Regions from separate parts of the Homo sapiens genome. Here all the other regions are linked to region 3. A link is a contact called in ENCODE Hi-C or POLR2A ChIA-PET data. All regions are on one chromosome and are shown on one strand. The core of a region is the stretch at or near the end of the contact, and the rest is flanking DNA. Distances in the headings are between cores, read along the strand shown.

Region 1 (2,743 bases), core at 244-2,743, 790 kb after region 3:
ACATTTCCAAACCAGGGCCTGAAGCTCCGAGAATAACAAGCTCTTGTGTTAACAAACTCCCACCTGCACCCCAACCCCACTAATGGCCATAGCCCATGAAAAGCTGATCAAACCCTCGGGCCCTGCCACTTCACCACAACCAGGAAATAGCATAGTTATTTCAGAAATCAGACTGAATGGCTGAGGAAGCAAGGGGCTTTCCACTGTCTGCTGGAGGAATCTTTTCAAATCTGCTGGGTCAGGAGAAATATTATGGCCACTCTTTCTACCCTTCAAAGCAACAGGCCCAAAAGTGTTTGGCGCCCAGGCCTGGCTTCTCCTCTTCTCTCAGGGTCACTGCCTTCTTCAATCCTTTCCTGTTAAAAGGAGGGCCCTGACATGCCTTCCCTTCTCCCAGGGGGTCAATTCCCCTCACTCTTCAGCCTCATTGGAATACTCCCTTCTGCTCTTCCACCTAAACACCTGCCCTAACTTCCTGAATACCACGATTATACAGCCAAATTATTTTCCAGATGAGGAGAACATTTTCAAAAGAGTGCCTCATGCAAGTGATTTCTAAATAAGATGAAGGCTTTGTTTAAAATACATAAATCATTCCACATGAGAATCTAAGTTCATTGGCTTGGATGACCTGTGTTTTTTTCTTCTCCAACAGGTGGGAGTGTCAGAAACATGAAGAAAACGTCTCTGATGGGTGATCCTTCTAGCTGAGAGCAGCTAGGAATGTGCTTGCCATCTGGCTGAAAAGAGTCTCAGGAAGTGTTGGTAGGACAAGTTGCTAAAAGTGGTTAGTGAGGGGATAGAGGCAATGGGATTATATCAGTATAAACAGGGCCTTTGATCCTTTCATCAAAATGGCACTGAAATGCTAAGATAGTGTACCGATCACTTTATACTTCGGATTCCCCTCCCTCTTTTTGTAAAAAAAGTCTTTTGTAGATATTAATGTATCTACATGTAAAAATCAGTGTATCTATGATGGTGAGAAAACTATATCAAGACTAGTGGGTAATATGCAAGTTATTACTATGTAACATTGAATTCCATGTGCAATTAGCCCTGGAATCATCTGGTTTATCTTGATATGAGTATCAGAGACAAGAGAGCTCACTGTAGCTTAGTTGGAGGGGGAGTGGGCAGGGTATTGCCTAAAAAAAGGCAATACTGATTTCGCTGGATTAGCCTATCTCTATTCTTGCTAGAGGATATCAAAATATCTTAAAGACGACTCTAGTGAAAAGATGCTACATGCTTGTTTCCCCTTCCTTCTAACCTCCTCAAGGGTCTTAGGAGGTCTTCTGAGCGTTCTCATGGCCTTGCCGTGAGGAGCCAGTGATTGTGCTTTGGGACAATCCTCACATTCCCCAGGCAGCCACTGTTGGAGACAAAGCAGGTGCAACTTATTTGCATAACACTTAAAAGAGCATCATGGGAACATTTTTTGATGATAATGGAGTACACACTTCCTTCAACTTCCTGTGGCCAACAAGAGAAAGTCAGTGATACCAAAGAAACAGAGCTAGAGCTGCAAACACAGATGATATCTTCAGTCGAGCAGAGGCTCCCTTGGGGGACCTGTCCCAAAAGAGAACAGATCTCATGAACTTGAAATGACCTCTTTTGACAACTATGAAACCTGGCCCTTTCTGAGGTGCACAAATTAAATGCCCTATTTGGTGGTGGCAATGGTATTTCTGGCTAAAAATAGCAAACCTCAGAGGCCTTTCATACCTTGGTATTTCCAACCAAACTTGGGGACCACCCAACCACATGTAGATATTTGACTCATCCACATTAGGTACAATTTGATAAAGGGAATTATGAATGAGGACATTAAGCCAGAAAAAGAAGTCAGAATGTAATTTCTGGGATTATGCGAAATTCTCCATCTCATAGCCCTGTCTTGAGCCCTAGATGTTCAAATGGAAATTAGCAAAGTAGTACAGAAAACAGGTTAGGCCACTGGAAAGGAAGGCAGCTGTCATTTCAGAGAGACAAAATGCTGTTATTACCTTTCACTGCAGGGCTGTTGTCATTTGGACTGCTTGTCTTTGGTACTGGCCATGGAGTAGGAGGGGGATTGACATTGCTCTCTGACCAGTCTAATATTCAAAACCAGAGCATATCAGATCTAGTGAAGAAGTCACATGGACCCACCAGTTGATGGCCACATCCGTGGTTGCCTCCGAATAAAAATAAGACATTTCTCCCATGTTCCTCATACTGGAATACATTTGAGGAGATAGGAGATATGCATCATCGAACCCAATCCAAAAATATGAAAAATGAAGGAAAAGGTTAGATTCTGAAAAGCAAATAAACTATTGCTATGGATAAGGCATCTTTGCTTTTTAGCTTTATTTATGCCCATTTTTCTTCTCAAGCACAATCGTTTCATGATCATACCAAAGATTATCAGTGGTGCTCTAAGGAAAGCAGGTGCCTTGTTTTTCTGTCACAAATGGGGAAAAGCTTAAAAAAGAGAACACCATTAAATGAAGCAATAGGACTAGTAACTGCACATCTTCTCGACTTCCAATATGATCCAGTCCTTTTATTTTCTACACAGCTAATTTAAATTGGGAGATTTAATTAATACAGATAAGTAAATAACAGTCCAGTCCAAATATATGAGGGGGAAAGAAATCCCTCGTTAACTTTATGCCCCCCATTACAATGGTATTTGGCTTGTGATATGGTTAGGCTTTGTGTCCCCACCCAAATCTCACCTTGAACTGTAATC
Region 2 (2,787 bases), core at 243-2,742, 810 kb after region 3:
TTCAAATGCACCTTGGAAATGACGTATGTTCCTTCTACAGTCGCTTTATACAGCCCTCCACTAAGTCAAACCCTCAGGGAGGCTTCACTACTTTAGTACAGATGTCTGTCCAGGGAAGATCATCATTAACATTAGCAAGAACAAATAATAAACTGTAAGCCTTCTAAAAATAACCACAGACTGTAATAGCTCCATCTTTGTTTTTATTGTTTAGGTTTTGTGCTATGGTGTTTATAATGGACTTTGGTGGTTTTTGCTAACTCAGCATCCCTTCCCTCTGCTTCTTCAGTTTTCCCTTTGGGAAAATGCCTTCTCCATGTGATCCTGGTGAGATGCCTCTGGAAATGACTCCTTACCCTCCACCCCAGTGAATGACTGATGAGGCTGGCCAGAGTCCTCCATCCCCCAGGCATGGTGATTGGCTCAGGGGTGGACACATGCCGGACACCTCCCGGAATTTGGTATATAGAAACTTAATGGAAGAGGGCCTCTCTTTCTTTGGGATTCCAAGCTCTAAAGATGCAAATTTCAGGCTCCCAGTGATAATGAAGTCAACACATAGAGGGAAACAGCCTCAAGAAGTGGAGAGAGAATCCTGACAACATTGTCTAAGCGCCTGGATCCAGCCTTGCTTGAAGCCAATCCACAACTGAGTGTCCCCATTACATGGATCAATACATTCTTTTTTGCTTTTAAAAATTTAAACCTAAACTATTTCAAATAGGGTTTTTCTATCACTTGCAATCAGAAAACTTTTTACTAATACATATCCTATTCAACTCAAACTTTTTAGTGACAGAAAAGAGAAAAGGACCCTTGGTGAGGATATTGCCTACAGCCAGTTCTAAATACAGATTTTGCCTACACTGAGGTCTACCAATGAATTTAGCCTTTTATTTGGCTTCTTGATTATTCAACAGCTAACAGGCCACACAGTGCACATTTTCTCTTTTAAGAGAACTTACTACTTAGCTAAAAGCAATGAAACTGGCACTGACTTGAACCATAAAACACAAAAACCTCCCAATTATTGCACTGATAATTAAGATGCTTAAAATTATTACACATAACACGTAAGAAAAATCTAACTACAAGTAGAAAAGGACGGGTTCAGGTCTGTAACCAGACAAGTTGAGACTTGAGAAATAGCTCTATAGTCAGTTGGCTCTTGAGAATCATGCTATCATTTTCTTTGAAAAAAATTCAACTCAACTGAGAGATAATGGAGACACATGCAGAGATGTGATAAGCTCTTTGGGAGAAACTCTAGTAAGAAACTCCCAACTGGAGTCAGGGCTTCCACCCATGCAGATGTGGACTGCTTCTGGGTTATGGTGCCCCAATCCTGCTTTTGTGTTAAAGGATGAACAAGGGTTGAGGATCTCTCAGGTGCCAAACCCACAGATGCTACACCAAGTTCCCTTCACTCTCTTGCAGGCTCCCAAGTCTCTGTGTTTACTTGCTTACCAGATAACCTAACTACAGACACTGCTGCAAAAATAAGAGCCAACAGACATGACGTACTCACATCCTCACCTGTCTCCAACTCCGTGACCTTGCAGGCATTGCCTCTCCTTTCTAAGATAAGCCCTCTCTATGCCCTCCCCTCCTTCCTGAAGCCTGCTCTGTTCCCACCATTATTCAGATCCAGCACCTTTAGTCTTTCATTTTCCAATGCTTCCTTCCCCTAGCCGCAGGAGATGTGTGCCTATCTCAACAATAATCAGCCTTCACTTGATGTTGCTCTCCACCCTCCCCTCACACTTTCAAGTTACTGTTCTGGTTTCTTCTTCCTTCCACAACCACATACTCTACTTTGGCTCTACTCTTTTCTCAGCTGCCTGTAATTAAGTTCCTGCCCCCACCCTATACTGAAATAGCTCTCTTGAAGGTCAGCAGTGAGATCCTCATTGCCAGTTCTGAGGCTCTTTTCCCAGGCCTTTACCTGTACAGCATCATTTGTACCACTGCCCAGCCTGGAAATGCTGCTATCTCCTGGGAGTCCCCATGAGGCGGCTCTCTCGGATGACCTCCCATCTCCCTGACAGTACCTTCTCCACTGCCTCCTCCTATTCTGGCTGCCCTTAAGGTTTCATCCCAAACCATCATACCTTCCCTACATTCTCTATAGAAGATCTTTTCTATTCTTAGGGTTCCAATGTCACCTCAGAAGGTTCTCCAATCTCTACCTCCAATTCCAAGTTCTTTCTGGAACTCCATTTGCAAATTCCTGTCTGGGAGCCCTTCTGGGTTTGCCCATTGGTGAAGCTGCTGGTGCTCCATAGAGGAACCCTCTTACTGTGTATCTTTGCTTAGTCTGTGTTATGGTTTGCATATCTGTCCCTTCCAAAACTCATGCTGATATTTAAACCCTAGTGCGGCAGCTTGAGAGGTGCGGCCTTTAAGAGGTGATTGGGTCATGAGGGCTCTGCCCTCACAAATGGGTTAACCCATTCATGGATTAATGAATTAATGGATTATCATGGGAGTGGGATTGGTAGCTTCTATAAGAAGAGGAACAGAGACCTGAGGGAGCACATTCGGCCCCCTCACTATGTGATGCCCTAAGCCGCCTTAGGACTCAGCAAAAAAGGCCCTCACCAGATGTGTCCCCTCAGAATTGGACATTTTAGCCCCTATAACTCTAAGAAATAAATTCCATTTCTTTCTTTTCTTTTCTTGTTTTTTCTTTATAGAGTCTCACTCTGTCATCCAGGCTGGAGTGCAGTGGTGCAACCATAGCACTCCAGGCTTGAATGCCTTCTGAGTAGCTGGGACTACAGGCAC
Region 3 (2,700 bases), core at 75-2,574:
GACAACTGGAAATACATCCTGACAACAGGAAGACTATGGATACTTCCTAATGAAGGTGAGCAGGGAAGCTGGAAGGAACCTGAATTATTCCATCATGGTGTGGAGCCTCCAGGACAGTCCTGAACTATTTACCTTTTGATTCTTTTTTCATGGAAAAAAATACATATCCCCAATTTGTTTAAGATACTGTGATGCATTTGTTTTCTGTTATGTGACAACTGAACATAATCCCAAGTGACAATGCTAGTTGTGTGGTCTTTACCCATGGCTCTCCTGGCCAAAGCACTCCTGTCATCCCACAAAACAGAAATAACGTGGGGTTGGAGATGGCAGGCCATGATTCCTGGGCCATCTCTGCTAGTCCTATACAGCGGTATGCCTTGGTCATGTTGCTTGAACAATCTTTAAACTTGGCTTTCTTTGCCTGTAAAATGGCTGTGTTAGAAGGACCAACCCTTGACCTTCTTTTATGACTTTACATTTTTTCCTTACAATTAATTCTCTTGTTGGTTATCAATGAATTGCTCCGGTCATGCTGCTTGAGCCTGGATGAAATCAAGACTGTAAAAAGAAAAAAAAAAAAAAAAAAAAAAATCCATGAACTACAATAAAAATAAGCTCCTACAAAACTTGATCTCCAAAAATGGAAGGCTTCATTCCTTTTAGTGACTGCCTGGTAAAGCAAGAAAACACAAAAGCAAAATTTTTGATCATAAGTGAAAAGTAGGCTTGACACATTTAAAGGCCTAAATTTGAATTACAAAGTCTAAAAGTATTTCAACATTGTGGGTAACTTGTACAAGTGTGGGTTCGCATAAGACTTCAGCCATAACTGCTGGAGACACTGGTGGAACCCCCCAGCCCCCTAGAGAGTGGGCTGGCAGAATCGTGCAGGTCAACGTGGATGAGAACTGACTGCCTGGCTCAAGACCCATGCCTCGGGTCAGTGAGGCTAGCTTTGGAACCCAGGCAGAGGGTATGTGTGTGTGTTGTAGAGGGTTAAAGGAAGGCAAAGGAGAAATGAAAAGTCTAAGAGGAGGAAAGACGGGGGAAAGTGTTGCCTCTCAAAGAGAATGACTTTCAAAGTGTCATCTACAAACACTGATAGTTAGATCTAAAATGCCAGCACAGAATGTGCTGGTTAAGAGTAGTGTCAATTCAGGGTCCAGTGATTTTCCTGCTGGAAACCCTCCAAAGGAATTTGAGACACAGAGGAAGAACAGTCCTGGCCCGGGCAGAACTGCTTATGTCAATGTCAATGTTCATATTTGCATGACCGAAAACACACCCAGGGCAGGTTAGTCATGCTCGGGGCTATTGTCTGATCCAGCCCTGTCATTCTCACACTGTGAAAGAGAAGACTTCCACAACAAGTTCACTGGGGCGAAACGCTTAAAGTTGGTTGACAGCTTCAGCTGGGGCCACTTGTGTAGGAGCCCAGTCAGTTTGATCAATGTAGCTGAGTTGGCTCTGGGCTCTGTCATAGCCCCAGCTGGGTTCTGTTTACCATTTACTTCTGTGGGATATCAGCATATGCCTCCCAAAAATATGAAGGAATGTTGAGCTGAAGGCCATTAACAGGAAATGGACGCAGGCACACTCTCTGCCTTTCCTCTTTTTTCCTAAAAGCAGGATGTAGATTTACAAAGACATGTATATATGAAATATACATGTTAATAAACTTCTGTTTGTTTTTCTCTTCTGAATTTGTCTTTTGTAACAGGGGTCAGTTTCAATAAGAACCTGTTGAGGGTTATTATTTTTACCCTACAGTTCAAACATTTTGGTTTTTTTATACAACGATGTTGTAACTTATTGGGTTTTTTCTTATCATTAGGGGAGGAATGGTGGGCTCTTGGGTCTTTCTATATCTGGTAAAGGAGAGCCACGTGGTTATGGTTCAGTCCCAAGCAATATCATGGAGTCCCCGGGACAAAGCAGCTTGCAGGCATGCTCTGTGGGTTCATGGTTGGGAGCTTGTGACAGCTTTTCTTGTCAAACCCTGCCCAGAGCTCTTTCCACTTCGAAAAAGAGGCCCCAGGAGGCAGTGTCTTAGCTCAAAGGCATAACTGGTCAACCTAATGGAAGGACTTCAGATAAGTGGCAAGTAGATGGAATAGATATTTTAAGGTCACAGAGGACTTGCCAATTCCTTTATATCAGAGAACTGACGGGGTTTGGGACATGCTACCCCCCCCCCCAAAATATGACACCTTGTGCCAGTTTATTACCATTCGATCATGCCATTCCTTCATCCTATCACATTTCCTCCCCATTATTCACTCTTCCTCAAACCTACCATAAAATACACTCAGATTTAATAAAACTTATACTCAGCTTTAGTAAAACTCATATTAAATAAATGTGTTGCTTTTTTCTTCGTATAGGAGTCTCAGCCATTAACCTAGGGTGAGCAGAGAAAAAGGTACTTTTCTTCTCCTATAGAACCTTGGAACCTGCTTCATTTCTATGCCTGAACTTTGTACCAGCTGCTGATGTTACCTTGGGCTCAGAAAAATAGGTAAAGGGACTAGAGACAATAGGAGAGAGGGAAAGGATGGCCCTACTGGGAGAAGAATGAGGCAGTAATGTTTCAGATCACCACCATCAAACATAGGCCTGAAGATCCTACCCTTCTCCCATCCTATCCCTGCCCCCATCCTATCTCCCCCTGTTAACTGAGAATTTTTTATTCACCCA
Region 4 (2,700 bases), core at 5-2,504, 650 kb after region 3:
TGTTCTTAGAATAGCGGCTGGCACATGGTGAATAAATGTTAGCTCTTATTATAATATGTGGTAAACTGAGGAACTATCACTAGTTTTACTTGGATGAAGTACTGCATGAAATTTTTGTATTTTTATTGAGTTTCATCAATTTTTTTACTGAACCTAGTATGCTTTCTCGTCTGAACACACAAGGAAGAAAAGAAGGATGGCTCCTGTACGTGAAAGTGACCCCTGCATATAGTGCCTGAAATCAGAGGAAGCTTGTCAGTGTGGGCAGACACCACGAGCAGACCAATTTGACATTGTGCTTCTCTTTTAACCTCTTGAAAATTAATGAAAGTTATCTGATGAAGATCCTTACATTAATTGCTCCCGATTAAGGTTTAAAACCTTGGTTTACTGTGGGGTAAATTTATGTTTTTGATAGTCATCCAAAATCTTTGTACGCTTTCAGTTTCATTACAGAATAAAAAACAAATTTACCACAATGGATTATTACATTACATCTGGTATTTATTCCTCCCAAGAAGCTATCTGCTTCGGAAAAGCCAGGGGCGCCCTTCATTAATATATCTAACTGATGGTGTAATGACATAAAATTCCTTGTTGACCCCTGCTATTCAGTGTTATTGTCTTGGAACATAGAACTTGATAATCTCTTTTCACTGCATAACTACAAATGTTAGGCTGTAAGAGTATTTTACTTTGTTCAGTGCAGGTTCCAGACATTTCTCCTGATCACCAGAAGTTCTTTTGATTAATAAGGCTACTGGTCACGAAAACTCAGCTTACTAAAAGAGATCCAGTCTTCTGGTTCTAACTAAAACATCCCACCGGATGCAGGTGTACTTGCAAATTAAAGTTTGCCTCATGTGTCCTGTGTCTCAAGTCATACAGACGGCCCAGGAGGGTGGAGCCCCTGCAACCTGCCTAGCGGGGCGTTTGCGTGTCTGGGGGTGTCGGGACACGCGCAGGACACACACAGTCCCACTTTCCTAGTCTCGCACTTACCTCAAGGCTGTCAACTTTTACGCTCCTCCCTGCGCGCACAGCCCCCACCTCACGCTGCCACCCCTCACGCCCCGCCTTCAAAGTAGGAGGCACCATTGTCATTGGACACTGCTTCTCTCACTCCTATTCCAGAACCAATCACTCGAGTTCTAGTGGGGAGCGCCTAAGCCAATGGAAATGCTCGCTGCGGCAGCTGCCGGGTCCTGGGCGCTGGGAGGCGGTGCCGGGGGCGGGGTGCGGCTGGGGCGAATTAGTTGCCATTCGGAGTGAGGAGTGGGTAGAAGCGGCGGCGGCGGCGGCGGCGTTTGCGGTGGCGCGGACTCCGAGGAGCGCCAGCACCTCGAGGCCCTTTCTCTCTACCCTGGTCCCCAGAAGCAGGGGTCCCGGCCCTCCTTGCAGCTGCCGGGTTCTCCCGTGCGTGCAGCCCTGCGAGGGCTGAGGAGAAGGCTGCGAGCGGCCCTCGGGGCTGCGTGATCCGGGCCGTTGCCCTGTCAGCACGATGCCTGGAGCGGTGGCGGCGGCGGCTCCGGGCTCCTTGCGGCCCCGGCCGTGACCGCCACACCGAGCCCAGCCGGGCGGTTGCGGCCGTTGGACGTTTGTTTTCGCAGCCTTCCCCTCCCCCCTCGCCGAGGCGGCGGGGGTGTGCGTTGGGGAGGGGGAGCCCCGAGACTCCTCCCCCACAGCGATACCCCCGCCCCTCCCCCTTACACACTCGCACGCACTATCGCGCCGGCTCCCACACGCTCGCGCGCCTCCCGCCCCGCGCCTCCGTGTCGGCCGGCGGCGTCCAGGGCCCGCAGAGCCACCATGTCCACTGCCTCCTCCTCCTCCTCCTCCAGTTCCTCTCAGACCCCTCATCCCCCGTCGCAGAGGATGAGGCGCAGCGCCGCGGGGTCCCCGCCCGCCGTCGCCGCCGCCGGGAGCGGGAACGGTGCGGGCGGCGGCGGCGGCGTGGGCTGCGCCCCGGCTGCGGGAGCCGGCCGGCTGCTGCAGCCCATCCGCGCCACGGTGCCCTACCAGCTCTTGCGGGGCAGCCAGCACAGTCCCACGCGTCCGCCCGTCGCCGCTGCCGCCGCCTCGCTGGGCAGCCTCCCGGGGCCCGGCGCGGCCCGCGGCCCCAGCCCGTCCAGCCCGACGCCGCCGGCGGCCGCAGCCCCGGCCGAGCAGGCGCCGCGGGCCAAGGGCCGCCCGAGACGGTCCCCAGAGAGCCACCGGAGGAGCAGCTCACCTGAGAGACGGAGCCCCGGCTCGCCCGTGTGCAGAGGTAGCGAGCCCAACCCTCCCGTCCTCCCGGGCTGCGTCTCCCCGACGGTGCCCTCCGTGGAAACTTCAGCCTCTTCGGGCTTCTCTTTGCTAGTGCATTATCGAAGGTGTGAAAGTGGCTTTGGGAATCTCACCCCCCTGCGGTCGCTGTGGGGCTTGGAGGAGCGAACTGAAAAGCGACTTTTATTTGACCCTCATGCCGCCCCTCAGAGTCTCTCTTCCATCACTCGCCTGCTTCGAGAGGTTTTTCAGTTTAAGAGCTGGCTAGCTCATTCGTGTGTTTGCCGTTTGTAGCCGGGGAAGGAGAAGCTGGGCGAAACACTTAACACGCACACAAACTCTTCAGCAGCGGATAAGGTGGCGGTTGTAATCTCTACCGTCTCTTTGTGCTTTTCTGCAAAGTTCCTAACGTGCCTGTAACTACCGGGATAGTAT

Evidence for each region. Hi-C counts contacts between places; a loop is a spot of excess contacts on that map. ChIA-PET counts read pairs that join two places held with the same protein, here RNA polymerase II (POLR2A). Pooled maps may share reads with other maps.
Region 1: a loop to region 3 is called in a pooled map, with 4 times the contacts of the local background. The contact joins two enhancer-like sites. A Hi-C loop is called at or near these places in 2 of 37 single-sample maps with no recorded cell type and 4 of 50 pooled maps.
Region 2: a loop to region 3 is called in a pooled map, with 21 times the contacts of the local background. The contact joins two enhancer-like sites. A Hi-C loop is called at or near these places in 3 of 37 single-sample maps with no recorded cell type and 4 of 50 pooled maps.
Region 4: a pooled map shows a loop between it and region 3 (4-fold over the local background). The contact joins the promoter of GLCCI1 here to the enhancer-like site in region 3. A Hi-C loop is called at or near these places in 1 of 37 single-sample maps with no recorded cell type and 2 of 50 pooled maps. POLR2A ChIA-PET finds 5 or more read pairs at or near these places in 1 of 52 experiments (OCI-LY7).

Annotation. Positions count from the first base shown.
Region 1 is chr7:8,114,223-8,116,965 of GRCh38, forward strand. All of the region lies in intron 13 of ICA1 (islet cell autoantigen 1), which reads right to left. Among named protein-coding and RNA genes, the nearest start is that of ICA1, 150 kb to the right of the region's middle. RefSeq lists enhancers at 21-120, 141-330. Within about 2 kb of position 1,494, at least 4 of the 41 ENCODE cell types and tissues checked have a DNase peak (open chromatin) inside an H3K27ac peak, as active enhancers do.
Region 2 is chr7:8,130,624-8,133,410 of GRCh38, forward strand. All of the region lies in intron 12 of ICA1 (islet cell autoantigen 1), which reads right to left. Among named protein-coding and RNA genes, the nearest start is that of ICA1, 130 kb to the right of the region's middle. Within about 2 kb of position 1,493, at least 6 of the 41 ENCODE cell types and tissues checked have a DNase peak (open chromatin) inside an H3K27ac peak, as active enhancers do.
Region 3 is chr7:7,320,595-7,323,294 of GRCh38, forward strand. The region is part of intron 1 of LOC107986764 (a long non-coding RNA gene); the gene reads left to right. Among named protein-coding and RNA genes, the nearest start is that of LINC03016, 67 kb to the left of the region's middle. RefSeq lists enhancers at 1,000-1,099, 1,150-1,199. Within about 2 kb of position 1,325, at least 3 of the 41 ENCODE cell types and tissues checked have a DNase peak (open chromatin) inside an H3K27ac peak, as active enhancers do.
Region 4 is chr7:7,967,542-7,970,241 of GRCh38, forward strand. GLCCI1 (glucocorticoid induced 1) reads left to right here and starts at 1,255. Exons shown (of 8, transcript NM_138426.4): 1 at 1,255-2,266. The coding sequence starts at 1,810. It overlaps GLCCI1-DT (GLCCI1 divergent transcript), which reads right to left and starts at 1,211. Exons shown (of 5, transcript NR_110018.1): 1 at 1,003-1,211. RefSeq lists silencers at 1,078-1,227, 1,438-1,837, 1,918-1,977, 2,068-2,147 and an enhancer at 2,628-2,700.